Regions from separate parts of the Homo sapiens genome. Here all the other regions are linked to region 5. The links are chromatin loops, found by intact Hi-C in ENCODE. Cell type or tissue: PC-9. All regions are shown on one strand.

Region 1 (4,000 bases), 130 kb after region 5:
CTATATTTCCTTAATTTTCAAATAAACTCGTATTATGTACACATTTCTATAGCCTGCTACATACAGTTAACAGTACTATAAAGCACATTCTCACATTTGAATTCTACAACCTAATATCACTTTTCAGATGGTAGATTCATGACCCAAACCCAGATTTTCTGATGCTAGATCTTGAGCTTTTTTTCTTTTTTTGAGACAGGGTCTCACTCTGTTGCCCAGGCTGGAGTGGAGTGGCACAATCTTGGCTCACTGCAACCTCCGCCTCCTGGGTTCATGCGATTCTCCCACCTCAACCTCCCAAGTAGCTGGGAGTACAGGCATATGCCACCAGGCCCAGCTAATTTTTTGTATTTTTAGTAGAGACATGGTTTTACCATGCTGACCACGTTGGTCTCAAATTCCTGGCCTCAAGTGATCCACCCACCTTGGCCTCCCAAAGTGCTGGGATTACAGGTGTGAGCCACTGCACCCCGCCTTGAGCTCTTTCTATTATGCTGATTATCAATGTCCAATCTGACTCAGGTTTTAAGAAAGTATTTAAAAATTATCTCCGAGATGCATCTGTTTTAGATGGGTTCATCTTTATTTATATTTTTATGTATAAGTGAATACGACGTATGAAATTTTTAATTATCCTACAAAACTATATATTCAAAATTTCAATTTATTTGTTCCAAGATATATTTAGCTTTTAAACTTTTATCTTAAGAAAACAAATTTTGTTCTAAGCATTTATTTATGTATTTATTTTTATTATTATTTTTTTTTTGAGACGGAGTCTCGCCCTGTCACCCAGGCTGGAGTGCAGTGGTGCGATCTCGGCTCACTGCAACCTCTGCCTCCCGGGTTCAAGCAAGTCTCCTGCCCCAGCCTCCCGAGTAGCTGGGATTACTGGCACGTGCCACTACGCCCGGCTAATTCTTGTATTTTTAGTAGAGACCGGGTTTCACCACATTGGTCAGGCTGGTCTTGAACTCTTGATCCATCTGCCTCGGCCTCCCAAAATGCTGAGATTACAGGCATGAGCCACCGCACCCGGCCTATTTATTTTTAATTTATTATTTTTTTGAGACGGAGTCTCACTCTGTTGCCCAGGCTGGAGTGCAGTGGCATGATCTCGGCTCACTGCAACCTCCACATCCCAGGTTCAAATAATTCTCCTGCTTCAGCCACCTGAGTAGCTGGGACTGCAGGTGCACACCACCATGCCTGGATAATTTTTGTATTTTTAGTAGAGATGGGTTTTCACCACATTGGCCAGGTTGGTCTCAAAATCCTGACCTCAAGTGATCCGCCCGCCTTGGCCTCCCAAAGTGCTGGGATTATAGGCATGAGCCTATAAGCCCATAGGTGGAAAAGAAAATTCTATAGCTGTAAAATGTACATGTCTGGCCTGTTGTAAGCATTTAAAGTTTACATTTTATAGCTATAGAATTTTCTTTTCCACAATTGTTGTTACTTAAGTTTTCAATGTAGCATCTATTTGAGTGCTTTCTACCTATGGGCTTATTCAAGTACTTAAAAGAAGCTCATCTAGAATCTCACATATAAAACGATGAAATAATGCTAAATAAATAGTTCCCAAGCTAGGGTCCCTACACATCTCAGTTTTCATGAAGGTAATAAAGACAATCTGTAAGCAGACTGTGGGCCACCACACCCGGCCAAAGTATAAATTTGTAAATGAAAACCAAGGGCAGTGCAAGGGCTAGATAGAAACCAATAAATCTAAAAGTGCTGAGGGTTTCTCAGGAGCTCTCCCAGAGCACCATCTGGTGGACATCTGGCAACTTTTACTAGTATCAATAAGGAGATGGACACAAGGTTCTACAGGCTGGTTACTCAAAAATCCCGTGGAAACTCTCTAAAGCTGCTGCCATCATTAGCTGACTACACATACCTGGATGAGGTCCAAGATTCCAAGTTCACTCTCTGAGGAATCCACACAAAATACAAAGTAGAGGGTAGCATAGTGCCGGTAGATCAGTTTGTAGTCAGAGCCACCAATCAAACTGCAGAAGATGGGAAACATTTAAATGCCCACAGCTTAATTAAACACATCAAAAAGAAACCTTGTGCCAAAGAATGAGAAAGGACCCACTGGAAAGGAGAAGGCCAAACGCTAGAAGCAGGCCATTCTTACTAGGTGAATGGCAACCAAGTTTGGCAGAGGTACCTAAAGCCACCTTACCTCACCTCTTCTCCTGCCTATCCTCCCGGGGATCAATCATCTAAATGAGCAATATCAGAAGCACAATAATTGAACTGCGCCCCAAAGAGAATTGTGTCTCTCCCTGAGCAGATCATGGTGAGACCAGCTAAAGTTGCATCAAGTACCCACCTGACACTTGAGTACTGTCAGAAGATGCAATAATGAAGGCCACTCACAAGTGGATATATGGGGAGAAAAATGAAGCTGACAGTTTACCTTCCACCCTCCAAGAAGTTACAGATGTTGTCATCCCGCTTGAGGACTAGATGGAAAGTCTCTCGAACAATCTGCTGTTGAATTTCTTCTGGCTATGAAACAAAAAGATAAGTGAATCAGTGGGCAAGCCTGAAAAACTACATCCCATCCATGGGGATGGACAAGGGAAGAAGTGTTTCTAAGCTGGGAACATCTAAACATTTAGTACTTGTTTCTAGAAATGATAAAAATGATGAGAAAAAATAGGAGTGAATCTATGAAAGATGGGTGACAATGCTCTGATACAGGAATTAAGATAGGGTATATTTACCTAAATATCTAAGTCACTAACCATTACTGTCCTATAGGTAAGCTGATATTTAAACAAGAAAAGGAACATTGATAAACTCTCATACAAAGTCAGAGAATAACTGGAAGGCCTGATCCTGAAATATTTTGTCTTCCCCTGGAAAACATCTATGACAAAGATATAATAAATCTCAACAGGTCTAACATTTTAAGAAGGTCAAGATGTGGGCCAGGCACAGTGGCTCACGCCTGAAATTCCAGCACTTTAGGAGGCAGATCACAAGGTCAGGAGTTCGAGACCAGCCTGACCAATATGGTGAAACCCCATCTCTACTAAAAATACAAAAAAAAACAAAACAAAATAAAACAAAAAAACAATTAGCTGGGCGTGGTGGCGCATGCCTGTAATCCCAGCTACTCGGGAGGCTGAGGCAGGAGAACTGCTTGAACCCAGGAAGCGGAGGTTACAGTGAGCCGAGATCACGCCACTGCACTCCAGCATGGGCGACAGAGTGAGACTCCATCTCAAAAAAAAAAAAAAAAAAAAAAAAAGGTCAAGAAGTAATCATGTAAATGTTTTAAAAAGTTATATTGGCAAATACAGCTGCCATCTTTTGTACTGGTAATATAGATACTACATATAAGATGCTGTGTTACTCACCAACAAAGTATTATTGAGAAAAATAGATTACAGATTAAAATTTTGAACAGTTACAAATAAAATGTATTATTATTATTTTTAGACAGAGTCTTGTTCTGTTGCCCAGGCAGTGGTGTGATCACAGCTCATTGCAACCTCCACCTCCGGGTTCAAGCGATTCTCCTGCCTCAGCCTCCCCAGTGGCTGAGATTACAGGTATGTGCCACCATGCCCGGCTAATTTTTGTATTTATAGTAGAGATGGGGTTTCACCATGTTGGTCAGGCTGGTCTTGAACTCCTGACCTCAAGTGATCCACCTGCTTTGGCCTCCCAAAGTGCTGGGATTACAGGTGTGAGCCACCATGTCTGGCCTTATTTTTTCACTTACTACGTGCATAAGAAAGCTCAACTCTGATGAAATCACTTTGATAACTCACCTTTGATTTCTAATTATACATATGAGTTTCAGAAGAAGTATGGTTAAAAGGGTAAGAGAGGGAGAAACCAGCAATTAAGACAGATAATAACTTAAAGCTCTAGAGCATTGCTTCTCAAATCTTCATTTGCAATGAATCAGCTGTGAATGCTGTTAAAATACAGATTCGGATTTAGCAGGTATAGGTTAAGTCCTGAGATGCAAGTC
Region 2 (4,000 bases), 110 kb after region 5:
GCCGACTCTGATACCAAGATGCAATGGGCAAGAGCATTTAGATTCCTTTCTTGAGACTGGTAACCAGTGCACTGTATTTTGCCAGATACCAACCATTTTGGAAAACTATGACATTATGTATGCATGCTCTATGATCTAGGAATTCTACTCCCAGATAACATATCTAACAGATATATACATGTATGCCAAAAACCACATACAATAATTTCATATTAGTGCCATTCATAAATCTTTACATTTTTAACAGTGCCAGAATATTTCACTATAAGGACACATAGTTAAATGGGTCTATTTCTCAATCACTATGCTGGGTACTTGGTAAGCCCTTATAATCCTGCAGTTCAAGTCCTTCAGTTCTGGGAAATTTTATCGAATTATTTTGTTGAGAATTCCCTCCTTTCCACATTCCTAATCAATCTTTTTGGAGCTGCTTATATTCAAGTATTGGACCTCTGTCTGTCTTCTTTTTTTTTTTTTTTTGAGACAGACTCTCGCTCTGTTGTCCACGCTGAAGTGCAGTGCCACGATCTTGGCTCACTGCAGCCTCTGCCTCCTGGGTTCAAGCAATTCTCCTGCCTCAGCCTCCTGAGTAGCTGGGATTACAGGCATGCACCACCACGCCTGGCTAATTTTTGTATTTTTAGTAGAGACGAGGTTTCACCATGTTGGCCAGGCTGATATCCAATTCCTGACCTTAAGTGATCCCCCTGTCTTGGCCTACCAAAGTGCTGGGGTTACAGACGTGAGCCACTGTGCCCGGCCTCTGTCTTATTTTCTCATCTTTTCTCTCCCATTTTCCATCTCTGCCCATTCTGAGACAATTGATTAACTTGATTTTCTAATACTTCAGTTGAAGTGGGTTTTTGTTTGTTTCCATTTCCTCTCATTTTTTATTTCTAAGAGACCATTTTGTTCATTTTGTGTGAGCAACAAGGCTGTGAGTGTTTTTGTTTAGCACCCATTTAGCAATAAGACATAAATGGGTCTTATTTTATTTCTAATTAATAAATGGGTCTTATTATTATTTAAAATAAATGTCTTATTTCTCTGTGGCTTTTTTTTTTTTTTTTTTTTTTGAGACAAGGTCTCACTCTGTCACCCAGGCTGGAGTGCTGTGGTGTGATCTCAGAACACTGCAGCCTCAGCCTCCCGGGTGCAGGTGATTCTCCTGCCTCAGCCTCCTGAGCAGCTGGGACTACAGGTATGTGCCACCATGCCTGGCTAAAATACTTCGTATTTTTAGTAGAGATAGGGTTTCACCATGTTGGCCAGGCTTTCTCTGTAGCTTAAGAATAGGGTTTTGGGTTTTTTTTTTTTTTAAACTGTTTTCCTTTCTTTATATGGTGTCCATTTTTAAGTTGCTTTTTATTGTTTGTTCATTTTATCTCCTTCTTCTATGTTAGAGGTTTTCCGCAGATGTCTGATAATCCTTTGTTTTTCATTTGTTACAAGAATAAAAGGCTGATTGAAAGCTCTACAATCATGGATATTTCTTGCCCACCTCCATGGTTATTTGCTTCCCTAGCGAAATCTGTCTCACGTGTCCATGTGAAGAGACCACCAAACAGGCTTTGTGTGAGAAACAAGGCTGTTTATTTCACCTGGGTGCAGTCTTTCTAGGTATCAAAATTCATTGTAAAGCTTTGTTAACTAAAATAGTATAATACTAAGGCTGGGTGAGGTGGCTCATGCCTATAATCCCAACACTTTGGGCAGCCAAGACAGGAAGATCCCTCGAGCCCAGGAGTTTGAGACCAGCCTGGGCAACATAGCAAAACATCGTCTCCACAAAAAAATAAAAATAAAAAAATTAGCCAGGCATAGTGGCACACACCTGTAGTCCCAGCTACTTGGAAGGCTGAGGTGGGAGGATTGCTTGAGCCCAGGAATTCAAGGTTGCAGTGAATTATCATTGCACCACTGCATTCCAGCCTGAGTGACATACCAAGACCTTGTCTCTAAATAAATTTTAAAAATAAAATAAAAGTATAATTCTAAGATGGGAATATAGATCAGTGGGGCAGAATATAAATTACTGAAACATACATGTTTATAAAATGCAATTTTAAAAATAAGAGTCGTATTTTAAGTTGGTGGGGAAAAGACAAGCTAACTGATAATGTTGGAACAGTTATCCTTTGGGGGAAAAATAAAGTTACATATTTCAATGCAGACATAAAAATATCTAACAGATATTAATGAGCTAAATGTAAAAAAATAAATTAAAAAAGCAACGGCAGATCCCCTGGGTGCCATCCAGGCCCCCGGAAGGAGCTATTCAGTCTGTGGCAAAGCTTTGAGGTGGCTGGTACTGCTAAAAGCGGCACGTGGAGGTGCCCCCTAGCGGCCTGAGCTCTGTTCTGCGGCAGCCAGAGCACATGCGAGGAGAGCCAGACCACAGTTTGCAGCAGCACCATCCCAAAAGGCTGTTTTCATTAAAGATGTTTCATGAAACTAAGACTGGGTTCTCAAGATAGGGTAGTTATCCAGGACAAGATGGACTAGCCCCAGAAAAAGACATCCCCAGATAGTGGGTGGAAAAAGAACTGTCAGATGCATCTGTTTTTCTTACTCAAAATATTATTCAAGATCACAATCAAGGTCAAGAGAAAGAAAACAAGAAAGAAAACGAAGGACGAAAACACAAAGCGCATGCTGATGGGCAAAGAGGCTGAACTGAAGACATTGCAGACTCAGGTAGGAAAATAATAAGCCTATTTCATGATGAGGCAAGAAGACAGGAATCCTACAACAAATCCTCTAAGAAATACACTTCTGAGGAGCATAATGACAAAGAACATTATTCTGATAAAGGAAGAGAGGGACTAAATTCATCTGAAAATGGGCTGGGCGCAGTGACTCACGTCTGTAGTCTCAGTACTTCGGAAGGCCAAGGTGGGCAAATTGCTTGGGCTCACAAGTTTGAGACCAGCTTGAGCAACATGGCAAAGCCCTGTCTCTATAAAAAACACAAAAGTTAGCCAGGCGTGGTGGTGTGTGCCTGTGATTCCAGCTACTCGGGAGGCTGTGGTGAGAAGCTTGAGCCGGGGAGACAGAGGTTACAGTGAGCTGTGATTGTGCCACTGCACTCCAGCCTGGGCAACAGAGTGACATGCTGTCTCAATAAATAAATACATTCATCTGAAAATGATGAGGACAGACACAAACACAAAGAAAGCCATCAAGAAGCAGAAGTCACTCAAGATACAGGTCTCGTGAAAGGCATCATCGTAGTAGAGGGAAAAGAAGTAGTCTCAATCCAGAAGCAGAGAGAAGAACGATCATGATCTAGAAGCAGGAAAAGAAAACCATGGGCTGGACATGGTGCTTCACACCTGTAATCCCAGCACTTTGGGAGGCCAAGTCAGGCAGATCACCTGAGATTCAGGAGTTTGAGACCAACCTGGCCAACATGGCAAAACCCTGTCTCTACTAAAAATGCAAAAATTAGCCAGGCGTGGTGATGCATGTCTGAGGTCCCAGCTACTTGGGAGGCTGAGGCAGGAGAATCACTTGAACCCAGGAGGTGGAGGTTTCAGTGAGCTGAGGTCACACCACTGCACTCCAGCCTGGCCAACAGAGTGAGACGCCGTCTCCAAAAAGGAAAGAAAAAAAAAAGAAAGAAAGAAAACCATGGATCAGATCTTGCTCCTGTTCAAGATAAAAACTACATCTGTGTTGCGTGTGAAAAATAAGTAAATAAATAAATATGACATGCATAGGAAAGAAGCAGAAGTAGTACAGGAAGCAGAAGACAAGAGAGAAAGAAGAGCATTGAGAAACTAAGATTTAGCAGAAGTTTAAGCCAGATTTCCAGTTCATCTCTCTTCAGAGGCAGAGGCACAGCAAAGGATGCATAAGAAGCTTTAGCTGGGAGGATGGACTAGGCAAAGAAATTACAAGAACAGCAAGAAAAAGAAATAGTTGGGATGGGTGTTGGGAAAAAATTTTTTAAAAGAAAAAGAAATCATTGAAAAACAAAAACAAGAAATAGCTCCAG
Region 3 (4,000 bases), 63 kb after region 5:
ACTCTGCCTCAGTGAGGTTGACTTGAGCCAGGGGTGGGCTGGGGGAGGGAGACAGGGGAGAGACTATCCATTTTTTCCTTATATGCTTGTTTATTCTTTGAATTGTTAGAACAAACGTGAGATTTTCATAGCAACCACCCACCACTACAAAACCATTAAAATACTGCTTAAAGGGTGAGGTGCAGTGGCTCATACCTGCAATTCCAGCACTTTAGGAGGCAGAGGAGGTTGGATTGCTTGAGGCCGGGAGTTCAAGACCAGCCTGGCCAACATGGCAAAACCCTGTCTCTACTAAAAATACAAAAATCAGCCGGGCGTGGTGACATGCACCTGTAATTCCTGCTTTTTGGGAGGCTGAGGCGCAAGAGTTGCTTGAACACAAGAGGCAGAAGTTGTAGTGAGCTGAGATCGTGCCATTGCACTCCAGCCCAGGCGACAGAGTAATACTCTGTCTCAAAAAAAAAAAAAAAAAAAAAAGAGAGAAAAGAAAAGGTGGAAGTGGGAGGGGCAGGCAGGACTCAGAATGATGCCTCCCTGCTCATCCTGCGTGGCATCCCTTGCTGCCACCTCCATCTCAGTAACTCAGCCCCACGTGGTGCTCGGAAGAGCCCTTGGGAGAGGGTGCGTGATCTCAGGGCGTGGCAGCTTAGTGGGGGACTTTCCCCAAAGACTCCTTCTCTAGGCTGGAGTCCCTTGGTGAGGACGGGAGCAGCTGTTTCTAAACCTCCCTCTCCCCACAAGCTTAAGCAGCACAGGCTGCCTGCAGGCACTTTGGTCAGCTGTGTGTATGCGTGGCTCCCGTGCACCGAGGATGACTGGTCTACCTGGGCAACAACAGCAGGGATAATAAGCTCCGTGGGCGCAGGGTTCCTGCCTGCGCTGTTTTCCACTGTATGCAGCACTTAGCACAGGACTTGGCACATATAGGGCGAACTAAAGAACCAAAGCAGGGCATGATGGTGTGCATCTGTCATTCCAGTTTCTCAGGAGGCTGAGGTGGGAGGATCGCTGGAGCCCAGGCCTTCGAGGTCAGCCTGGATAGAATGGTGAGATGACAGAAACCCCCACACTGTGACGAGGGAGGGCAGGAGAAGGTGAGTGTCCATGGGGCACTGTTGAGGAATGAGGTGCATTGTCAGATGGACAGGTGGAGGGAGGGTGTCCGTAGCAGAGGGACCAACATTTCCAAAAGCAGGGGGTCCGGTGCATGGCGAGGGGGAGGCTGGAGTGCTCAGGGACAGTGGAGCCCTGAATGCCGAGCTAGGGAATTGAGCTCTATTCCTGGGAATCCTGAATCCCTGATGAAGTTGGAGAAAAGGACACTGATGGAATTAGGTTTGCCTTTTAGAGAGAGCCCCTGGGGACAGTTTGGGGACCAGATTGGAAGGGTGCCAGGTAGGAGGCAGGAAGAGCAGTTGGTGGCGGGTGGGGGGGTGGGGTGCCCTCCAGAGACAGAAGGAGAGCAGTTCAGGGATATTCCAGAGGTGGCTTCAGGAGGCCTGGTGACCAGCAGTGGGGGAGGGAGTCAGGGGAATGGGGCACCAGGGCTGCTGCTGGGGCTGGGGAGGGCAGTGCTAGAGTCAGTACTTCCTGGCACTGAGATTTTTTTTTTCAATTTCTTATTGCTGTTGTTTTCAAGAACTCAGTTTGGATTTTATTATAAAATTGATTAAAAACACATTTTTTGGAAAAAAAAAAAAGACAAAGAGTAGCTTTTACAATGAACTTCTTTGGGAACTTTCTCAGGAAGTGGGAAAGGGCCTGTTGTTGTCCAGGCTGTGGAAGGGATGGAAAGGACCTAGAGCCCACAGAGGTCCCTGAGGTGGCAGCAGGGCAGGGCAGAGTGGGGTGGGGGGAGGAATGGACCAGGCAGGTGGGGACGCCAAGTCCCGCATGGCACCCCTCGGCGGGCTCCCTCCCCAGTGCCCCCTGGATGCCACACCTAAGCACGGATGTGGTTCCCCCAGGAGTCCCCCAGGGCAGGGCAGGGCAGGGACCCTGCAGAGGAATGCTGGGTAGGAGGCAGCTTTGTGGTCAGACAGACTTGGCTTCCTCAGAAGGTCTGACACAAGCTGGGCACTGGCCTGGGGTGGTTACTCACGCCTGAGCCATCAGCTTCCTCTGTAAAATGGGGACAATCCCTGGGGCTGTTGTAAGAATTAAATGAGAAAAATCCTGTACAGCATTTAGCAATGCCCAGCCCTTAAGAAGCCCTTGGAGAGGAGCCCCCCAGGGATTGTCTTAGTGGGTCTTTGACCAGGTGGTGTGGCTCACACCTCCAAGCTGTCCCCTCTACAGAGGGGGTTGGGTGGGGGTGGGAGAGGAGACCTCATGCCTTCCGATCTGTCCTGGGCATGAGGTCTCCTCTTCTCCATCACGGATGTCCCACCCACTCCCACGGGTTCACCATCTCCCTGGACACCATCCTCCATTTTCACCCATGGCCTAAGACGTCCTGCCCAGCCCCCTCCACAGAACCAGCTCCTTGTAGTCATCTGAACCGGGCATCCTGGGGGCTCTCAAATATACCTCCAAACCTGACCCTGCCATCCTGCCCCTACACCTTGGCCAAGGGTGCCACGCCCATCAGGCTCTTTGCCTCCCTGTCCCCTATCCAATAGGCCTCAATTCTGCTCAATTCTGCAGCCACTGCCCTGTGCTCTGCCTTAGGGGAGGACGCGGCAGCCGCTCACTGGCCACTCCAGCCTCCTAGGTGGTCCCCCTGCCCTCACCACAACCTCTGCTCCACTGGCAGCCGGACTGACCTTTTGGAGATGTCACTGTCTCCCTCTCTCTCCCCTAAATTGTTGAAAATCCTTCAGGACTCCACCAATGCCAAGGTCAAACTCCATGCAAAGCATCACGCTGCCTCCTCTCCCACCATCAATGCATCAGCCTTTCCCTGGACCTGCAGCAGCCCCCTTGCCTCTCTCCCCTGGGAGGGGGACTGGCGGCAGGCTCCCCCGCATGGAGTCTGCTCCCTCCTGAGTGTGCCCGGCACCGGCATAAGGCAGACTGCCAGTAAAAGAGGGCTGAGGACGGGCTGGTGGTGCTCGGGGGTTCTGTCACCTGAGCGGTCCCTCAGGTGGCTGCATTCCTGGAATTTCTCTTCTTCTGAGCCCTCAGGAGGCCGTAGCGGTTCCACCCACCCAACTTGGCCCATATTGCTCCAGGGCACCTGGAGAAAGGACCCCGACTGTCTTGGGAAGAGGCCCACCTGCATCTGGCCTCCCTAGCCCTCAGATCTGCATGAAACGTGGCTCCCACTACTGGCTGCCTACAGGGGAAGCGGGGCCACAGGCTGAGTGGTCACTGAAATTCACTCCAGGCTTCTGGGGGCTGGGGCCTGCACACAGCTGGAGGTTTCAGGGAAGGGTTAGGCCAGATCCCCAGTCCGACACTTGTACCTTTGAAGGGGGCAGAGCGTGGCAGTTAAGGATCAGGCTTCATATCTTGGCTGTGACACTTATTAGCTGAGTGGCCCTGGGTAAGTCACTTCTCTGTGCCTCAGTTTCCCCACCAGCAGATGGTAACGATGCTTTGCCTCTCAGGGTGGTAGTGAGCAGTGAGCAAATGCATGAGAAACGTGCCGGGCAGCAGGGCTCGGTGCATCCTGGCCATCTTATACCATCATTCCAGGCAGTTCCGGGCCTCGTAGCCTCTGACTCCATGCGTCCTCCTTCAGCCACAGTCCCAGGCCTCCTGCTCCCCATGGGGGTGGCCCAAGACCCTAGGGCTCAATGATGTAATGACAAAAGTGTTTAGCAACCGGCAGAGAGTGGGCGCAGGGTGCAGGGCGTTGGCCCTGACTTTAGCATTTACCAGTTTCCATGGTGTAAATAAATAACCCTGCCCTGTCCAATTTCAAGCTGCTGTGGATGTGGAGTTGGGAACAGATGCCCAGTGGCACACCAGGGTATGATGTCTCCACCGCACAGATACAAGAGGCGTGGATAACCCCAAAAGCAGAAATGATAGTCAAACATGTTAACATAATCAG
Region 4 (4,000 bases), 52 kb after region 5:
ATAAATAAATAAATAAATAAAAATACAAAATTAGCTGGACGTGGTGGCGCACGCCTGTAGTCCCAGCTACTTGGGGGGCTGAGGCGGAAGAATCGCTCGAACCCAAGAGGTGGAGGTTGCAGTGGGCGGAGATCGTGCCACTACACTCCAGTCTGGACGACAACAGAACGAGACTCTGTTTCAAAAAAGAAAAAAAAAAAAGAAAAAGAAAAATGCTACCAGTGTGTTCAAAAGCCTGCTGCTGCACCCAAGCACCTCAAAGGAAGGCCTGGTGGCATCGTATGCCCCTCCATGCCCAGCACAAGGCAGGAGCCCAATACATGTTGGCCAAATGAATGACAACACCCACAGTCCTTGCCGTGACCTACAGGGCCTGTGTGATCCAGCCCCCAGTGATTCTCTGGCCTCATCTCAAACGCTCTCCCCTGTCACTTCTGTGCTCCACCCCAGTGGCCTCTTTCAGTTCAAATCCAACCTGCTTTTCCCCGCTTCATTCTCCCTTCCTCCCTACACACAAGCTGATCCTTGGGCCTGGAAAGCTTCCTGCCTTTGCTTCATCCACTCCCCACTTGCCCTGGAGACACAAGTCAGTGGTGCTGCCCCCAGGCAGCCCTCCAAGTGCCTCCATGAGGGTAGCACCAGGTGTGCCGTATCCTCTACACCTGGCGTGCAGTGGGAGGGCAACACGTGCTTGTGGAATGGGGCATCAGTGCAAGAATGAGAGACAGCAGTTAAGGATGGAACTTCAGAGCCTTGATCCTCGGGACAGGTTCCACCCTCTCTACCCGACATTCCTTCCTGGGCTTCTGGGCTGTGCACAAACCACCTTCGTGATCCACCTTTGTGATTATTTACTTCGTATTTTTCTTTAAATCAATTCACTTTCTTAGCCTCCTTCTGAGCGATAAAATCATGGTTGGATGTGTTAATTTATATTAACAATTCATGACTATTGGTTTAAAAATTGTTCCTGGGCCGGGCGTGTTGGCTCATGCTTGTAATCCCTGCACTTCGGGAGGCTGAGGCGGACGGATCACGAGGTCAGCAGATCGAGACCATCCTGGCTAACACGGTGAAACCTCATCTCTACTAAAAATACAAAAAATTAGCCGGGCGTGGTGGTGGGCGCCTGTAATCCCAACTACTCGGGAGGCTGAGGCAGGAGAATGGCATGAACCCGGGAGGCGGAGGTTGCAGTGGGCCGAAATCGTGCCACTGCACTCCAGCCTGGGCGACAGAGTGAGACTCCATCTCAAGTAAAAAAAAAAAAAAAAAGAAAAAAAGAAAAAATTGTTCCTCTAGGTAGCTCCTAAAAGGATCCTGTCCAGTTGCACCCGCTTTGGGAACTGCTGCTCCACCCTGTATGATGTTGGGGTTGCTGGCCCTGCGGGTTGTCTTTGGTGCAGGCTCTTTCTGCCAGTGAGCAAAATGCATGTGTTCCTTTCGCTGTGAATTTCTTGACGGGGTAGAAGCCGAGCTCTCAACCCACTTCAACTAAAGCAGCCTTTCTATGGGTTTATGTATTTCTTCCCTGCCTATGTTTTAGTCCAGAAAACGTAAGTTCTTCTAAACTAAAACCAAAGCCAAAACCAAAAAACATGAAGGTTGACAACGATCATGCCAGGGCATAACTAAGTCACAGTCACAGTGTGGAAGACACCCACACTTGTGGGTGGGGAGAGGCTCCTTGGTCTCAGATGTGAAGTGCAAGAGGCTTTCTACTCTAATATGAAGACTCCAGGAGCCTGGGAGGGGCTGTGGCCGGGAGAGCTGAGCACCCGTGGCCGGGTGAGCTGCTGTGTTATCCATGCTCCATCCCCGACCACTGGGTCCTTGGGTAGGCCCCACCCACTCCCACTCAGTGTCCCTGACTGTGAACTATGAGACTGGGAGCTCAGGGACAACCTGGGGCTCATTGTCTGCTCTGAGGGAGCAGTGAGCGAGAAGGGTAGGGACGAGGCTGGGCCTGGGCCAGGGCACACTCTGTCCCCGCAGGCCCCTGGCTTTCTCCCAGGCTTCTGAGGCCTCCGCCCATAGCTGCATCACCCCAGGGTGCTTCCTCTGGGAGCCTTGGACATTGCCCCTCCTGCAAGAACCTCAGAAGGCCCCAATGGGAAGTTGCCTCTCATCAGCCTCTTCAGCCCAATGCAGGGCACACAGGAGGAAGGAGCAGAGGCATTTGTGGGTGGGGGAAGTACACATAGGGTTTGTGTGGGGCCACAGATCCTGCCTGGCAACTCCTGTCTGCCAAATGGGGGGTGATTATCCTGGTGAGACACATGGTAGGTGAAACTGAGCACCTACTATGTGCCCTACCAGGATAATCACCCCCATTTGGCAAATGAGGACACTGAGGCACAGAAAGGTTAAGTGATTTGCCCAAGGCCACACAGCTAGTTAGCAGCAGGTTCCACAGCTTAACTACATATGCCTCCTAAAAATGTCCTCCCATACAGCCCCTCACATCTACTGTGGCCGTGCCAAGGGGAGTTGAAGACCACAGGAGAAGACACGCACCCATTTGGCCAGACCAGGGCTGGGAGCTGGGGGTAGTTCTCAGAAGTAGAACTTGTTAGCCAGGGAGTGCTGGGGGCTGCTTCCAGACACAGGCCTGTGGAGGACCCACATCTTGCCTCCAAGGTGTGACTGGGACCACTGTAGGGCCAGGAGTGACAGGCACCCGGGGTGAAGCCCGGGCTAGGGATAGATGGCTGCCAGCCTATGTGAATAAGGACACCCCAGGGCCTCGGTGTGCGGCTGACACACTGTCCATGCCATGCCTCCAGGGCTGTCCAGGAGCCCCAGCATAGGGTTCCAGATCTCCCACCAGAGCCAGCCCAGGAACTGGACCCAGTTCCAACACCTTGGCTCCTTCCGACATGGGGACCCCCATCTATGTCCTCAGAATGCCTAGCATACAATTCTTACAGCGATGGGGCTGGAGGCCTTAGCTTAAAGGCTGTAGGGGTGTAAGGAGCGCCAGCGTGTAACGAAGGTCTCATTCCCCAGAAGGCTCTGGGGGAAGCACAGGGCAGGCGGCTGGGCTGCCTCAAGACACTGGGCCGGTTTCCCCACCTGTGAAGCGGGAGCAGCGCTGTGGGTGGCCTCCTTGCACTCATAGTGTGGCCTTCGAGGCTAGGGCTCCACAGGAAGGTGGCTGAGAGTGGATGAGGGCCTCATGGGCCCAGCACACCCTCCCACAGGGAGAGGGGAGTCCACCCTCTTCCCTGCCCAGCTCCCCCATACCCACTGGGGCTAGCCAGCCTTCCTGTGGGACAGAGGCTGTCCCCACTTCCTCCTGGTCACCCCTACCCCACACGCCCACCTCCCCTCCACAAAACACATACCCTGAGGGGCCCTCTGGTCCAAGCCTCCCCTTTCACAGGTGAATTAACTGAGGCCCAGTAAGGCCAGGGCGTTTAGAGACTCAGGGATGAAGCCACATCAGACCTCAGGTCTGGCTGAGACCAGGGCTCTGACCACCCCCGAACACGGCCTGGTGGGTTGCAGTCCAGGGGCTGAGGTGGGGGAGGAGTGGGGATCCAGTCACAAAACCCCAGGACATAGCCCACCTGGGCCGTCCCTGCCCACCGCACTGCTGGGGGGGGGGGGTGCGTTCTGGAGTCATTTGGGGAAAGGATCCCATTGGCCCTGTTTAGGGGACCTTTTCCCAGACCAAGAGTGGATTGCAATGGGGCCCTGGATCTGTCTCAGTTGCTCACCAGGGAGGGCGTGGAATAGGCTCCACAACCCCCAAACCTCGGTCCCCATCCATGCCCCGGCATCTTGGCCGGGTTGTAGGAGCGAGGGAGAACGCGACTGTAACGCGGGCGTTGAGCACCTAGAGTTCCCCTTCCTCTTCACTGAGAGCTGCGGCGGAGGCTTTAGACCGAGGAGCGAGATCTAAGGTTAAAGAAAGGGCCTCTGAGCCCAGTGTTGGCCAGAGACCCCACAGGCGGGCCGGGTTCGCCCTTTGCCTTCGGCCGCGCCCCACCCACCA
Region 5 (4,000 bases):
GGGCGGCAGGGCCCACACGCTCTCCCACTGGGGTGAGGCCTTCACACCTCTGGGGCCTGTGTTTTGACAAGTGCCGGAGCTAGTGGCCTCTGCTCCCCTGGCCCGAGCCTACCCTCTGCCAAACGTGTAAGGCTGGGAAATGAGGCCTTGGGGCAGCCCCACAGGAGCAGAGGTGACAGAGCAAGCTGAGGCCAGCATGGGGGGCAGGCTGGACAGGGCAGCACCCTCTCAGGCTCAGGCCTGGACCTCAGCCTCCCCACTCTACCCAGCCCGCTTCTCACGCCAAACCTGGGTCCTGGGCACTGCCCGGCCCCCCTCCCAGCCCCAAGGCCCTCATTTCCCAGCCAGTCCCTCTGACATAGGAGTACTAATCAGAGGTGCTATGTAAATCGTCCCCTTGCAGACCCTAATCCTGTCCCTGCCGGAGCCAGAGGCCCCAGGAGAAGGAAGCGGCTCTCCTACTGCCAGCCTACTTAGCATCTCCTGGGAAGCTCCTAATTTGGGTGTCCCCCACAGCCAAGGATCTTCCCGCCACACCTCTGCAGCAACCCTCTCAGGGGAGAGATTGTTAGTAGTGAAGCCTCCGCCTTCAGACAGCCCAGGACACTCCTCTGGAGTCTGGCCAATGTGGGCATGAGGCCCTGCCTTGCCATGCACTACCTGTGCCACTTGGGCACCTCGCTCTCCATCTCTGGCCTCAGTGTCTTGTCTGTTGCTGTGCCACAGGGTAATTCCTGCCTTCTGGGCTGAGCATGTGCGGATCAACTCAGGCTGCATGGAGCGTGCGTGCACACTACTGTCCCCCGAGGTCTGGCACTGGGCTGGAGCTTTGCAGGGTCGCTGCTCACACTCACAACACACTTTGATGTGGGTGTAGTGGCCCCCACTTTGTAGATGAGGAAACAGAGGCTCAGAGAGATTGTCCCACCTAACAGGGTGAGCAGGGGCTGAGCTGGCATCCATCTGTCTCTGTCAGAGGCCAAAGCCTCTGTTCTGTCCTCCCTATATCTCCCATGTCTCCTTCGGAGGATGAGTGGCTCCTTCCATCCTGGAGGGAGGTCCTAAGAGTGAAGGGGTTGGGGACCCCTCCGGTCACATTAAGCCTTGCTTCACATCACAGAGACTGAGAAGAAAAAGAGGCCGGGCACAGTAGCTCACGCCTGTAATCCCCACACTTTGTGAGGCTGAGGTGGGTGGATCACCTGAGGCCAGGAGTTCGAGACCAGCCTGGTCAACATGGAGAAACCCCATCTCTATAAAAATACAAAAAATTAGCCAGGCACGGTGGTGGGTGCCTGTAATCCCAGCTACTCGGGAGGCTGAGGCAGGAGAATTGCTTGAACCTGGGAGGTGGAGGCTGCAGTGAGCCGAGATCACACCCCTGCACTCCAACCTGGGCAACAAGAGTGAAACTGTCTCAAAAAAAACAAACAAACAAAGAAAAGGAAGAAGAAGAATAAAGAAGAAGAAGAAAGATGGAAGAAGGAAGAGGAAGAAGAAGAAAAGAAGAAGAAGAAGAGAGAAGAGAGAAGAAAGAAGAAAGAAGAGAGAAGAAGAAAGAAGAAGAAGAGCTTGCAGGCCCCATCTGGACTTCATGGACCAGATCCCTGGAGGATGCAGCCTGAGGATAAAAAATAAAATCTCCCTGAAATTATGCAGCGGTGCCCCACGGTGAACACCCCACCCCAATCAAAAGGTGGGAAAGGCCCTGGGGAGCACCCAGCCCCTGTGGGTCTCAGATCGTGAGGCCTGGAGGCCATGCTTGGGCTGAAGCCCAGAGAAGTCAGAGGGCCCAGCAAGGCGGGCTCACCTTCCCCCACCTGTGCTTCCTTTCCTATCAGCCTCCCGCTGAGGCTCCGCAGCTCCCAGGGCAGCCCCTTCCAAGGACGATCACTCCCTCCCCTCACACCTTCAGCTCTCGGAGCCACTGAGCTGGCAAGCCATATGGAATAGATTATTCTAGACCCACAATAATCTGATTATCTGGCTACAGATCAGCTGGGTGCTCAGCCAGTGGAAGTCGCAGGCAGCCCAGGGGTGACGAGGAGGGAGGGGGTGGGAGAGAGAGACTTGGCAGATTCCAGGAAAGGCTCAAGAGGAAGTGCCGCGTCTTGGTGGGTCTGGAGCTGGCTGACAATGCAGGGTAAGCAGATAGCACGTCTCTCCTAAGGGACGTAGCATTTATGCTCCTTCACTTTCTCCAGGGAAGTGCCAATGGGTCTCAGCCTTAGAGTGAAAAGTGGGGAAACTTGAGGTATAAAGAGAGGAGGCACACTTGTCACACAATGCCACCTGCAAAATGGAGCAGGGGCTCCCGACTGCCTGCTGAGATGTCCTGGGAGACACTGCCTGCCTTGGTGGGAAGGCCCCAGTCGGGACAGAGGGTTCACCCCTGGCTTTCCAGTGTCCACGCACTCCCAACCACAGCCAACAGAGGGCGCTGCCCAGCCGTGTGGGATCTTTGGGTCTGAGCTGGACAGCTCTTCCTCCAATCCTTAAGGACGTTTTTTGGGGCTAGGGCCAGAACCCAGGCTTGGCTCTATTTGGGGGTGCGCTGGGAACTGTGTAGATGTGTCAGGGATGCTGGGCTGGCTTAAGAAATAGATGAAGGCCGGTTCAGTGCCTGTGTGACAGGGCATGTGACCCCAGGCAGGCCGTTTGCCCTCTCTGGACACGTTTGCCCGTCTGTCCACCAGGAAAAGCACGCATCTGTGTGCAGAGACGTGGAGCAAGATGGGAGCCCATCAGAATGAGGAAAAGGATGACAGTTTCAGGAAGGCAGGAGCCAAGCAGAGTTCAACACCCCTCCCCAACACACACATGCCCCAGGTGCAGCTGAGGTAGAAAGAGGCCAGACCACAAGCTGACCGAAACTCGAAACTCTTGCCAGCTCTCGGGTGAGGGTTTGCAGACCTGGCTCAGCTGCCAACTTGGGTGTGCCCAGCCTGCTCAGGCCCTCCAGAAAAGCCCAAGATGGAGCTGTATCCAGGCAGGAAGTGGAGGCTTTGGGCCCTAAGTGCCCCCTCTCCCCTACTGACTGCCCGCAACAGTGGTGAGGTGCTGGGAGGGTGGCCAGCCCCGGGCAGAAGGATGAAGAGTGCAGGGCCGGCCCAGGTCACCAGCCTGGGACCTCATACGAGCTGCCTGGTTCAGGCCCTTGGCTAGCTCCGGGTGCTCCATCTGAGGTTAGGAGAATGCCCCCAAGGTATCTGACTTTAGACCCAGTAAAAAGCAGAGTGGGGCTCCCGGGGCCTAGCTGGAATGCCTGGGCAGGACCTGGGGAAGTGCAGCGCCAGTGGGCGGGGGTCCTTTGCCAGAGGCTGGGGATAGGGCATCCCTGGACAGGCTAGAGAACATTGAAGGGAAGGGGGAGAGAGCTTAAATTGGCCAGATGTGAAATAAAAAGAGGGGTCTTACATGATCTGTACTGACCACGTGCCAAAGACCGAGGACAAGAGGAACTCTATCCTCAGCTCCCAAGGCCCCTCACCAAGAGAAATCCACGATCCAGCGCTTGGCCTGAGCCAAGGAAGTTTTCTTCAGCCTTGTAGATTATGCTCCACCCCAGGCCCTGGGAGCACACAGGATGGCCAGGTGCCTTGGCCAAGGTGCCCCAGGTGTGTGGGCAGTGCTGCTGGCTGCCATTAACCAGGTCAGCCTCAACCATGCACCTCCTGGACTCGACAGGGCTGGGCTGAAGCTTCAGAACAGCCTCACCATGCCCTTTGCCCAGCCATTCCCCTGACAGCAATTCATCCTGATTGGAAAAGATTAAAAGTGCAAGTTTAGACAGACTGCTTAGTGACAAAATCAAGGTGCAGAAATTTCATTCAGTATGGCACCACTGATATAAGCAAAGGCAAAAGAAAATGAAATTTGAAAAACAGCCCGTCTACACAGAAAGTCATAGTATGATACCATGTATTCTGTAAGGGTCTATCGTATATATGTGTATATGTACATAGACAGAGGCCTTGGGTACACACCAAATATAGAAAAA
Region 6 (4,000 bases), 76 kb after region 5:
TCCAGCCTGGGTGACAGAGCAAGACTCCACCTCAAAAAAAAAAAACCACAAAAAAACACAAAAGGATTCTGGGTGTAACAATCTCAGTAGAGCCAGCGGGTGACTCTGGTTCTCCTAAAATTCTGCCCTTACTTGCCACTCACCACACCCCCAGATCTGAAGGGCCAGCCCTTTTCTACCTATGACACCTCACCAGCAAGTAAAGGGCACAGGACCTCAGAAGTCTGTGGTGCTAAGGATGAAGACTCTACTCAGAGAAGGTGCTCAGCCCTAGTGAGGAGGTTCTGGGAAGCAGGTGGGCCTGCTCAATGCAGTCCCTAACCCTTGGGAGCATCCATGTGAGAGGTAAAGGTGCAAATGACTTGGGCATGTTGACTCCCTACTGAGGAAGGCAGGGCCCCTCACATCTGCAGTGGCCGTATGCATCAGAGAACGGCATGACTGCACATGTGAGAACTGGGTGCACCCGAGCAGTGTCAATAGGAATCCCTTCCCTATTCCATGCCAAACAGTCTTCCCCAGACACAAAGTTTCCAGGTCCTGAGGCTTGACTCTTCTAAGGCTCAAAATGGGTTCTGTTTCCAGACGTGCTTGCCTTGCTTGTCTTTGCTTGTCTTAAGGACTCTATTTCAGGCCAATACTTGATCCTCAGACAAACTGGGACAGGTTGGGAACTTTGATGTTGAGATCGCCAATGTTGATGTTCCGAGGAATCTCTGGCAGGTTGATGTTTTTCACAGCAGACACAGCCCGCGCAGGGGCTGCTGAAAGGCCACCCTAAGAAGAAATGAGAGGCGAGTATGAGACAAATTCTCACTGTTATCTGCTTAATGCTAAAAAAAAAAAAAAAAAAAAAGCAAAAACAAAAACAAACAAGCAGGATGGGTGTGGTGGCTCACGCCTGTAATCCCAGCACTTTGGGAGGCCGAGGTGGGTGGATCACCTGAGGTCAGGAGTTCGAGATAGGCCTGGCCAACATGGTGAAACCCCATCTCTACCAAAAATACAAAAATTGGCCAGGAGTGGTGGCGGGCCCCTGTAGTCCCAGCTACTAGGGAGGCTGAGGCAGGAAAATCGCTTGAACTCAGAAGGCGGAGGTTGCGGTGAGCTGAGATCACGCCACTGCACTCCAACCTGGGCAACAGAGTGAGACTCTGTCTCAAACAAACAAACAAACAAAATAACAGGTGAAGGATGCCTAGAAAAATTCCAAACTGAGCACACACAACTGAAGTTTTAACTTTCCCCCCTTATTCCTCAAAAGTAGCCAACAAAACAATCTTGAGGTTAGATGGGGTTTGGCACAGGGATCCAAAGCCTGCAGTCCTACTAGACTACCAGCTCCTCAGAGGCGGAGTGTGGCCTATACAGTTTCACAGCCCCAGCCTCTCACAGTACCTGGCACATGGTGGGTACCCAATAAATGCTGAAATAATCTAAGGTGATTTGTCAGGGGCACTTTTCTGGTTACAAAACAAAACAAAACCCTTTCCTCAAGAGACCAAAGACTCTTATTGAAACGTGCAAAGTCACCGGGAAGTTCTTAAAAGGAAAAGGACAGTCACAGCTCTAGGGCAACTGCTTGCCAACTAATAATGTGAGATGAAAAGAGCTGGCTTTGGAAGTGTCATGTGGCAACAAGCTGGGAGAAGGTGGGGGGTATCACAGATAAAGAAGAGCTGGTGACAAAACGCAAAGAGTATGCACATCTACAGTGAACCCCCACCTGGCAGGCTCACCCCCACGTGGAGGGAACGGCAAAAGTGGATGAAAACTCTCTCACAATCATTTTTCCCCTATTGCCTTCTTTCCGGATACCAACTCTGCTTCTGCCCTCACCCAGCAAGTCTCCATTTCTTCTCATTTCCAACCCCCTTGCCTCTGACTCACTTACTATTCCTGGAATCTTCCCAGCCTACATTTCTAAAAGAACTATAGCTGCCACCAATAGCTGTGGTCTGGAAAAGCTTCTTCCACAGGACTGCCAGTCCTCACAGAAAGAAGAATTCCTGGTTTCGCAAGATCAAGTTCCGTATACAAGGCAAAGAAGCTCTTTAAGACACTCAGATAATTAAAGAGGTAATTTGTTCTGCTATTTCTGCATGTGAAAGTATACGTCTGTAACCTCTGTGCTCTGGGAAGGCTGAGGAAGGGGACGGCGAGACCTCAGAGGGATAGGACAGAATTTATGTGAACATCTCTATCAAGCCCAGCACCATGTGGGGGTGGACTGGGGTATGTTATTTTCAAGCCTAGCCCAAACTCTACTGTAGTTTTTTATAAAGCTAACTGGAAATAAGGAAATTGGCAACTCTGAGGTCTGAAAGACACCACGAGAAATGGCTGCTGGGAGATCAGACTCTTAGAGCACACAAACTAGGAAACCACACTGGACTAGGGAAGAGGGTTCTGGGTCCCTCCAGGGAACGAGTGGCTTTCAAAGGAGGAATTACAAACCACAAACATGGGCCATAACCCCCAAGCCAGAAGCTGTTTGCCTTCCTCTGCCATCTGGCTTTTCTATTTGCTCTTCTACCCTGAAAATCTGAGATTTCAAACTTGTTACCTGTTTAATTTTCAGGGCTGGCTGACCTTCAAATCCATGAGTTTCAATGGACTCAAGGAAGAAAGAAGATGAGTATCATTTCCCGAGGTTTCACAGCAACACAAACCAACACATGTACACACTCCTGCCTCTGCCCAGGTTTTCTCTACCCAGCCAGGGCTAGAGCACAGCTGCTTACTCACCTCGGATTTCTCCAGCCTGTTTTGAGCCTCAATCTGAGCCACGATTTCATTCATGTTTGTTTCCAACACCATCCCACCCATCACCACCTCCTGGAGGATGTAGTGCACCTAAAAGGGAAGCAAAAATCAGGAGTCAGAATACTCTGTGGTGGTCAGAGTGTAACCCACGAGGTTTCCTTTTCCTGCAGCAGCAGAGTGGTCAGATATGACCTGTCCTGACTCACAACTCAGACACTCAAACCCCCCTGCCCAGTGACACAACGAGGGGTCTCTCCCAGGTCTTGGCACATGGCAACACGAATCTCTCCCCTCAGCAGCGAGGTGGTAGCTATGAGCACAGGCTTCAAAGTCTGACAGCTCTTGTTTAAATTCTGGCTCTGCTACTTGCTAGCTGGGTGGCCCTGGGCAAATGACCTTTAAAGTGCTTCAGCCTCCTTCCAGGATTGCAGTGAGGACTGGATGAGATAAATGTGTGTAAAGCACCTAGCCTGGTGCCCAGGACACACTGGGTTCTAAGTAAGGAATGGTGGCTTTCATTATTAATATTACCATCATCAACACTGACTGTCATTAAGTAGGTCCAGCTATGACAGAATAATCCCTGTCCAAGCAACTGAAATGAATGTCTTCCACCTTCTATAAGGCAGATCCTCCAGCCTGTGCTCCACTGAAGGGACGTGATCAGAGCAAGATAGAGCCCAATTCCTTTGCACCTCTCCTCACCTCATTTCTTACTGCTTAGATTAGAAAGCAGATTCAGCATAAACACCTTTCTAAGCATAAGGGTCACATTTGGGCTTAGGTTCCATCTAGCTAGCAGTCATCTAAACAAAGCTGAATCTCAGTGTACCTAACTGCTGTGATGGGACGGAGGTGACTCAACTACTGTACCCCTTTGTGGTAGGAAAGCTGTCACAGAAAGCCCTGGGTGGGTCAAAGCAGAGATGCCCACTGTGGTTCATAAGGAATGGTACTCCATATTTCAAACCAAATCACATCAAATGGCCCTCAAGGTGCTTTCGGTCAAGTTGGGAAGACAGCAAGTACAACCTTCTATTGTTAACTAAGTGCCAAATGACTGGGATAGTCCTGGGGAAGTCAGAGAAGAAAGGGTACAGTGGCTAGAGAGATCAGAGAGCTTCACAGAGACAGTGGGAGGATGGAAGCTGGGCTCTGACATTAGAGAGGTAGGGGAAAGAATTTCAGGTAGAAGATGTTGGAAGGAGCAATTCAGCTGGTGTATGGGCAGGTA
Region 7 (4,000 bases), 85 kb after region 5:
AAAAAAACTACGGCAAAAACTTACGGTGAGCACTGAAAACTACTTAACTGTAGGTCTAAGACTAAAATAGGATTAGGGTAACAACAGATCGTCAATACTATATGCTTTGATGATGTATAAAACTCCAGCTAGCAAAAACTAGGAAGAGAAGAGGGGAAAAAGGAGGGAGGTAGAATACGAACACTGATTTCCTCACCCTCAGTAACTGAGAGTCCATGGATAGCATTTAAAACTAAAGTAATAAAGATATGGTTAATCTGACTTTTACTGTGACTTTTCCCGTGAATGTTCAAGCCTACCATCATTGTTATAAACAACAAAACTTTGAGAGCCACTGAACTTTTGGCTAGGGCCAAAAAACCCTCTTTCTTTCTTTCTCTTTCTTTCTTTCTTTCTTTCTTTCTTTCTTTCTTTCTTTCTTTCTTTCTTTCTTTCTTTCTCTCTCTCTCTCTTTCTTTCTTTACTTTTTTCTTTCCTTCCTTCCTTCTTTCCTTCCTTCCTTCTTTCTTTCTTTCTTTTTTTAGAGACAGGGTCTTGCTCTGTCACCCAGGCTGGAGTGCAGTGCCATGATAATAGCTCACTGCAGCCTTGAACTCCTGGGCTCCAGCAATCCTCCTGCCTCAGTCTCATGAGTAGCTGGGCCTATAGGCATGTGCCACCATGCCCAGCTTTTTTTCTTTTTTTTTTTAATTTCTAAGTAGAGATGAGGTCTTGCTATATTGCTCAGGCTGGTCTTGAACTCCTGAGCTCAAGGGATCCTCCCGCCTCAGCCTTCCAAAGCATTGGGATTACAGGTGTGAGCCAATGTGCCCAACCTAGAAGGATCTCTTCTGCTGATTAGAGTTTTTTGCCATTATTGCAAAAAACTCACCCAGAATGCATCATCTACAATTTCCAGTTTCTTAAAGTTAGAACTCAAACTGCTGTGAAACAGTAAGTACAGAATCCTAGATTTTTAAGATCCTTCCACCTCTACTCTTCCATAGTTATCTTGCCCAAACCTAATTCAGCTTCATTTCCTTTTTAAAGTACTTGTCCTTCCAAAGCATTCCTCTTACTTTTCACAGAGTAATTTTCTTTTCTTTTTTTTTTTGGAAACAGTCTCACTCTGTTGCCCAGCTGGAGTGCAGTGGCACGATCTCGGCTCACTGCAGCCTCTGTCTCCCAGGCTCAAGCGATTCTCTTGCCTCAGCCTCCTGAGTAGCTGGGACTACAGGCGCCCGCCACCACGCCCAGCTTATTTTTTGTATTTTTAGTAGAGACGAGGTTTTACCATGTTGCCCAGGCTGGTCTTGAACTCCTGAGCTCAGGCAATCTGCCTACCCCGGCCTCCCAAAGTCCTAGGATTACAGGCGTGAGCCACCATGCACAGCCAGAATAATTTTCTTTTCTCCCTCATAATTTAATCTGTATATTATTTAATCAAATTACATAATTACAGTACCAGTTTACTGGCATAAAGAGATCTGGAAACATCACAACTGACCTTTGGTAAGCAAAATGACTCAAGTGTAAGTGAGCAATGGATGAGCGAACAGCTGCCCGTGTTAGTCCTGCTAGTCAGTTCAGACCTTGTCCACTGAATATGAAGTTGACCATGAAAGATGGCTAACATTTCTCTGATTGGAGATAGATGGGACTTAAGAAAGTTGGAGGCTGCCAAGCATGGGTGTGGGAGCAAGCAGTCAAGAATCAACACTGAACTCATGTACCTAAAGAACTGGAGATAGAGTCAGGGCACAAAGAAGGGTTCTGTTAAACAACAGAAGTTGGCTGATGCGCTGACCTTGAGGATGCCTGCAGAAATCTAAGTAAATACCTGAGAGAACACTGACAGATAAAGTCACAAACCAACACAGGGAGGCTGGTAGGGAAAGAAAATCTGAGACGTGAGTCATGTAAATGGTATTCAAAACCACAGGAACAGAAAGAAAGAGGCTAAGTCTTCGAGAGGCCTAAACTCAGCTTCACACAGTGTGCATTGAACAAATATGAATTATGAAGTAATAATAATTCAACCTTCTACTCAGCAAGCATGGGAAATAATGACACTAGCAAAATTCACTCAGAAGTGTTTATTAACAGAGTTTAAACAAAAGTGCTACTGATTTTTCAGTACTTGGCAAATCCAATGGTAATTCAACCTAAAAATAATTACAACCAGGATGAGTTTCATCTGACATAAAGATTAGGATAACCCCAATAAACCAACAGGATATCTTGATATAAGGGGAAGGCAATAGAGAAAATGCTTCGGGTGATAAATCTGAAATCTTAAAAGGTAAAATGAGGCATAGATACTGATGTTTTCCAAGATCAAGATACATAAATTTATGACAACATTTTAGTGAGTGAAAGTCGGTGTTTTTAGCTCTGTCCTATTTAAATTTTTCTCTTGGAACCCCTGAAAATAGTCAAGAGTAGGAATGAGTACTGTAGTCAAAATGTCAATTCCTCTAAAGACAATCTAACCTGTTATCGAGTCTCTCCACTCTCCCCCAACACCTCTGGACATCTGTGTCTCTTTATTTTTTTTTTTTCTTGAGACATGGTCTCACTCTGTCGCCCAGGATGGAATACAGTGGCATGATCTCGGCTCATTGCAACCTCCACCTCCCAGATTCAAGCGATCCTACAGCCTTAACCTCCCCAGTAGCTGGGACTACAGGCCACATGCCACCACACCCGGCTAATTTTTTTTCTTTTTTTTTTGAGACGGAGTCTCGCTCTGTGGCCCAGGCTGGAGTGCAGTGGTGCGATCTCGGCTCACTGCAACATCCGCCTCCCGGGTTCAAGCAATTCTCCTGCCTCAGCCTCCCGAGTAGCTGGGACTACAGGCGTGTGCCACCACACCCAGCTAATTTTTTGTATTTTTAGTAGAGACAGGGTTTCACTGTGTTAGCCAGGATGGTCTCGATCTCCTGACCTTGTGATCCGCCTGCCTCGGCCTCCCAAAGTGCTGGGATTACAGGTATGAGCAACTGCGCCCAGCACACCTGGCTAATTTTTGTATTTTTTGGTAGAAATGGGGTCTCACCATGTTGGCCAGGCTGGTCTCAAACTCCTGATCTCAGGTGATCCGCCCACCTCAGCCTCCCAAAGTGCTGGGATTACAGGTGTGAGCCACCTCGCCTGGCCTCATTTTTTCTTTTCTAGGATGCTATCACCTCATCCTCCATCCCTTGAAGGTACTTGCTTCTATAACTGGACCTACTTACTGTCTGCAACACAAAGTTAACCTCTGCAGACAAAAGTAGATTAAGACCAGGCATAGCAGCTCATGCCTGTATTCCCAGCATTTTGGGAGGCCTAGGAAGGAGGATTGCTTGAGCCCAGGAGTTCAAGACCAGCCTGGGCAACATAGTGAGACCTCTGTCTCTCTAAAAAAAAAAAGTTTAAAAACTAGCTGGGCATAGTGGCACAAGCCTGTAGTTCCAGCTACTCGGTAGGCTGAGGTAAGAGGATCACTTGAGCCTGGAAGTCAAGACTTCAGTGATTGCACCACTGCACTCCAGCCTGGGAGACAGGGCGAGACCCTGTTACAAAAAAAAAAAAAAAAAAAAAAAAAAAAGTAGATTAAAATGAGTCTGCTAGTTTCATATCAGAATTGAATCTAAGAAGAAAAATAAAAGTGTTTCTTCAAGGATACAGATGTGCCTCAGGAACCTAGCTCTAGAACTACTAGGGGTGGGGACAAGTCAGTTGCAACAACCCTCCGGAAGGACAGAGGATTCCATGCTCTTCAAGGGTTCCATCCCTGGTTGTTTCTCACTGAAATCAAAGAAAGTTCTGAATCTAATCCCATGTCAACAGAGATCACTTAAAAACAGACTGATCTGGTACCTGAAGATAATAAACAAGAAGGCATAAGCAAGGTATTTAAATTACCTTTTACTCTAGTAAAAACACAGTCTCCAAACCTTAAATTGGTCATGTTCCAAATGTTTAAGTATTTAAATTTACAATGCATTTTTCTATAAAGGTAATAAGTAAGATTTTC

What was found. A loop is a pair of places that touch in the nucleus more often than their neighbours do. Peaks named below come from ENCODE experiments on the same cell type or tissue, not always from the same donor. Only the 100,000 strongest peaks of a DNase experiment are listed, where the experiment ranks them.
Region 1: it touches region 5 in a loop (8-fold over the local background); 101 of 110 quality-filtered maps call a loop at or near these places.
Region 2: a loop joins it to region 5, with 8 times the contacts of the local background. A loop is called at or near these places in 101 of 110 quality-filtered maps.
Region 3: it touches region 5 in a loop (6-fold over the local background); 25 of 110 quality-filtered maps call a loop at or near these places.
Region 4: it touches region 5 in a loop (4-fold over the local background); 17 of 110 quality-filtered maps call a loop at or near these places.
Region 6: a loop joins it to region 5, with 6 times the contacts of the local background. A loop is called at or near these places in 25 of 110 quality-filtered maps.
Region 7: it touches region 5 in a loop (6-fold over the local background); 13 of 110 quality-filtered maps call a loop at or near these places.

Annotation. Positions count from the first base shown.
Region 1 is chr15:89,886,621-89,890,620 of GRCh38, forward strand. ARPIN-AP3S2 (ARPIN-AP3S2 readthrough) reads right to left here. Exons shown (of 10, transcript NM_001199058.2): 6 at 2,429-2,520; 7 at 1,901-2,012. It overlaps AP3S2 (adaptor related protein complex 3 subunit sigma 2), which reads right to left. Exons shown (of 6, transcript NM_005829.5): 2 at 2,429-2,520; 3 at 1,901-2,012. Among named protein-coding and RNA genes, the nearest start is that of MIR5009, 4.6 kb to the left of the region's middle. In PC-9, a CTCF peak has its summit at 1,741 (motif pointing left); a DNase peak (open chromatin) is centred at 1,811.
Region 2 is chr15:89,872,823-89,876,822 of GRCh38, forward strand. The region is part of intron 7 of ARPIN-AP3S2 (ARPIN-AP3S2 readthrough); the gene reads right to left. The region is part of intron 3 of AP3S2 (adaptor related protein complex 3 subunit sigma 2); the gene reads right to left. It also overlaps the pseudogene LOC100631255. Among named protein-coding and RNA genes, the nearest start is that of MIR5009, 9.2 kb to the right of the region's middle. In PC-9, CTCF peaks have their summits at 2,322 (motif pointing left) and 2,522; a DNase peak (open chromatin) is centred at 2,329; H3K27ac peaks cover 588 bases.
Region 3 is chr15:89,821,553-89,825,552 of GRCh38, forward strand. It overlaps LOC124903551 (a long non-coding RNA gene), which reads right to left and starts at 3,902. Exons shown (of 2, transcript XR_007064753.1): 1 at 3,408-3,902; 2 at 1,632-2,147. RefSeq lists enhancers at 224-724, 725-1,225, 3,143-3,816, 3,866-3,915. In PC-9, no CTCF peak of the experiment used is centred here; a DNase peak (open chromatin) is centred at 2,039; H3K4me3 peaks cover 29 bases; H3K27ac peaks cover 3,127 bases.
Region 4 is chr15:89,810,392-89,814,391 of GRCh38, forward strand. The region is part of intron 1 of ANPEP (alanyl aminopeptidase, membrane); the gene reads right to left. Among named protein-coding and RNA genes, the nearest start is that of ANPEP, 2.5 kb to the right of the region's middle. In PC-9, no CTCF peak of the experiment used is centred here; a DNase peak (open chromatin) is centred at 2,080; H3K4me3 peaks cover 2,643 bases; H3K27ac peaks cover 3,072 bases.
Region 5 is chr15:89,758,496-89,762,495 of GRCh38, forward strand. No RefSeq gene overlaps it. Among named protein-coding and RNA genes, the nearest start is that of MESP1, 9.2 kb to the left of the region's middle. RefSeq lists a silencer at 2,889-2,978. In PC-9, CTCF peaks have their summits at 2,418 (motif pointing right) and 2,624; a DNase peak (open chromatin) is centred at 2,876; H3K27ac peaks cover 2,815 bases.
Region 6 is chr15:89,834,867-89,838,866 of GRCh38, forward strand. It overlaps ARPIN-AP3S2 (ARPIN-AP3S2 readthrough), which reads right to left. Exons shown (of 10, transcript NM_001199058.2): 9 at 2,749-2,856; 10 at 1-777. The coding sequence ends at 649. AP3S2 (adaptor related protein complex 3 subunit sigma 2) reads right to left here. Exons shown (of 6, transcript NM_005829.5): 5 at 2,749-2,856; 6 at 1-777. The coding sequence ends at 649. LOC124903552 (a long non-coding RNA gene) reads left to right here and starts at 1,043. Exons shown (of 2, transcript XR_007064754.1): 1 at 1,043-2,079; 2 at 2,582-4,000. RefSeq lists an enhancer at 1,979-3,178. In PC-9, no CTCF peak of the experiment used is centred here; DNase peaks (open chromatin) are centred at 1,605, 1,955 and 2,585; H3K4me3 peaks cover 569 bases; H3K27ac peaks cover 4,000 bases.
Region 7 is chr15:89,843,833-89,847,832 of GRCh38, forward strand. All of the region lies in intron 8 of ARPIN-AP3S2 (ARPIN-AP3S2 readthrough), which reads right to left. The region is part of intron 4 of AP3S2 (adaptor related protein complex 3 subunit sigma 2); the gene reads right to left. Among named protein-coding and RNA genes, the nearest start is that of MIR5094, 4.9 kb to the right of the region's middle. In PC-9, no CTCF peak of the experiment used is centred here; DNase peaks (open chromatin) are centred at 1,559 and 1,899; H3K27ac peaks cover 3,724 bases.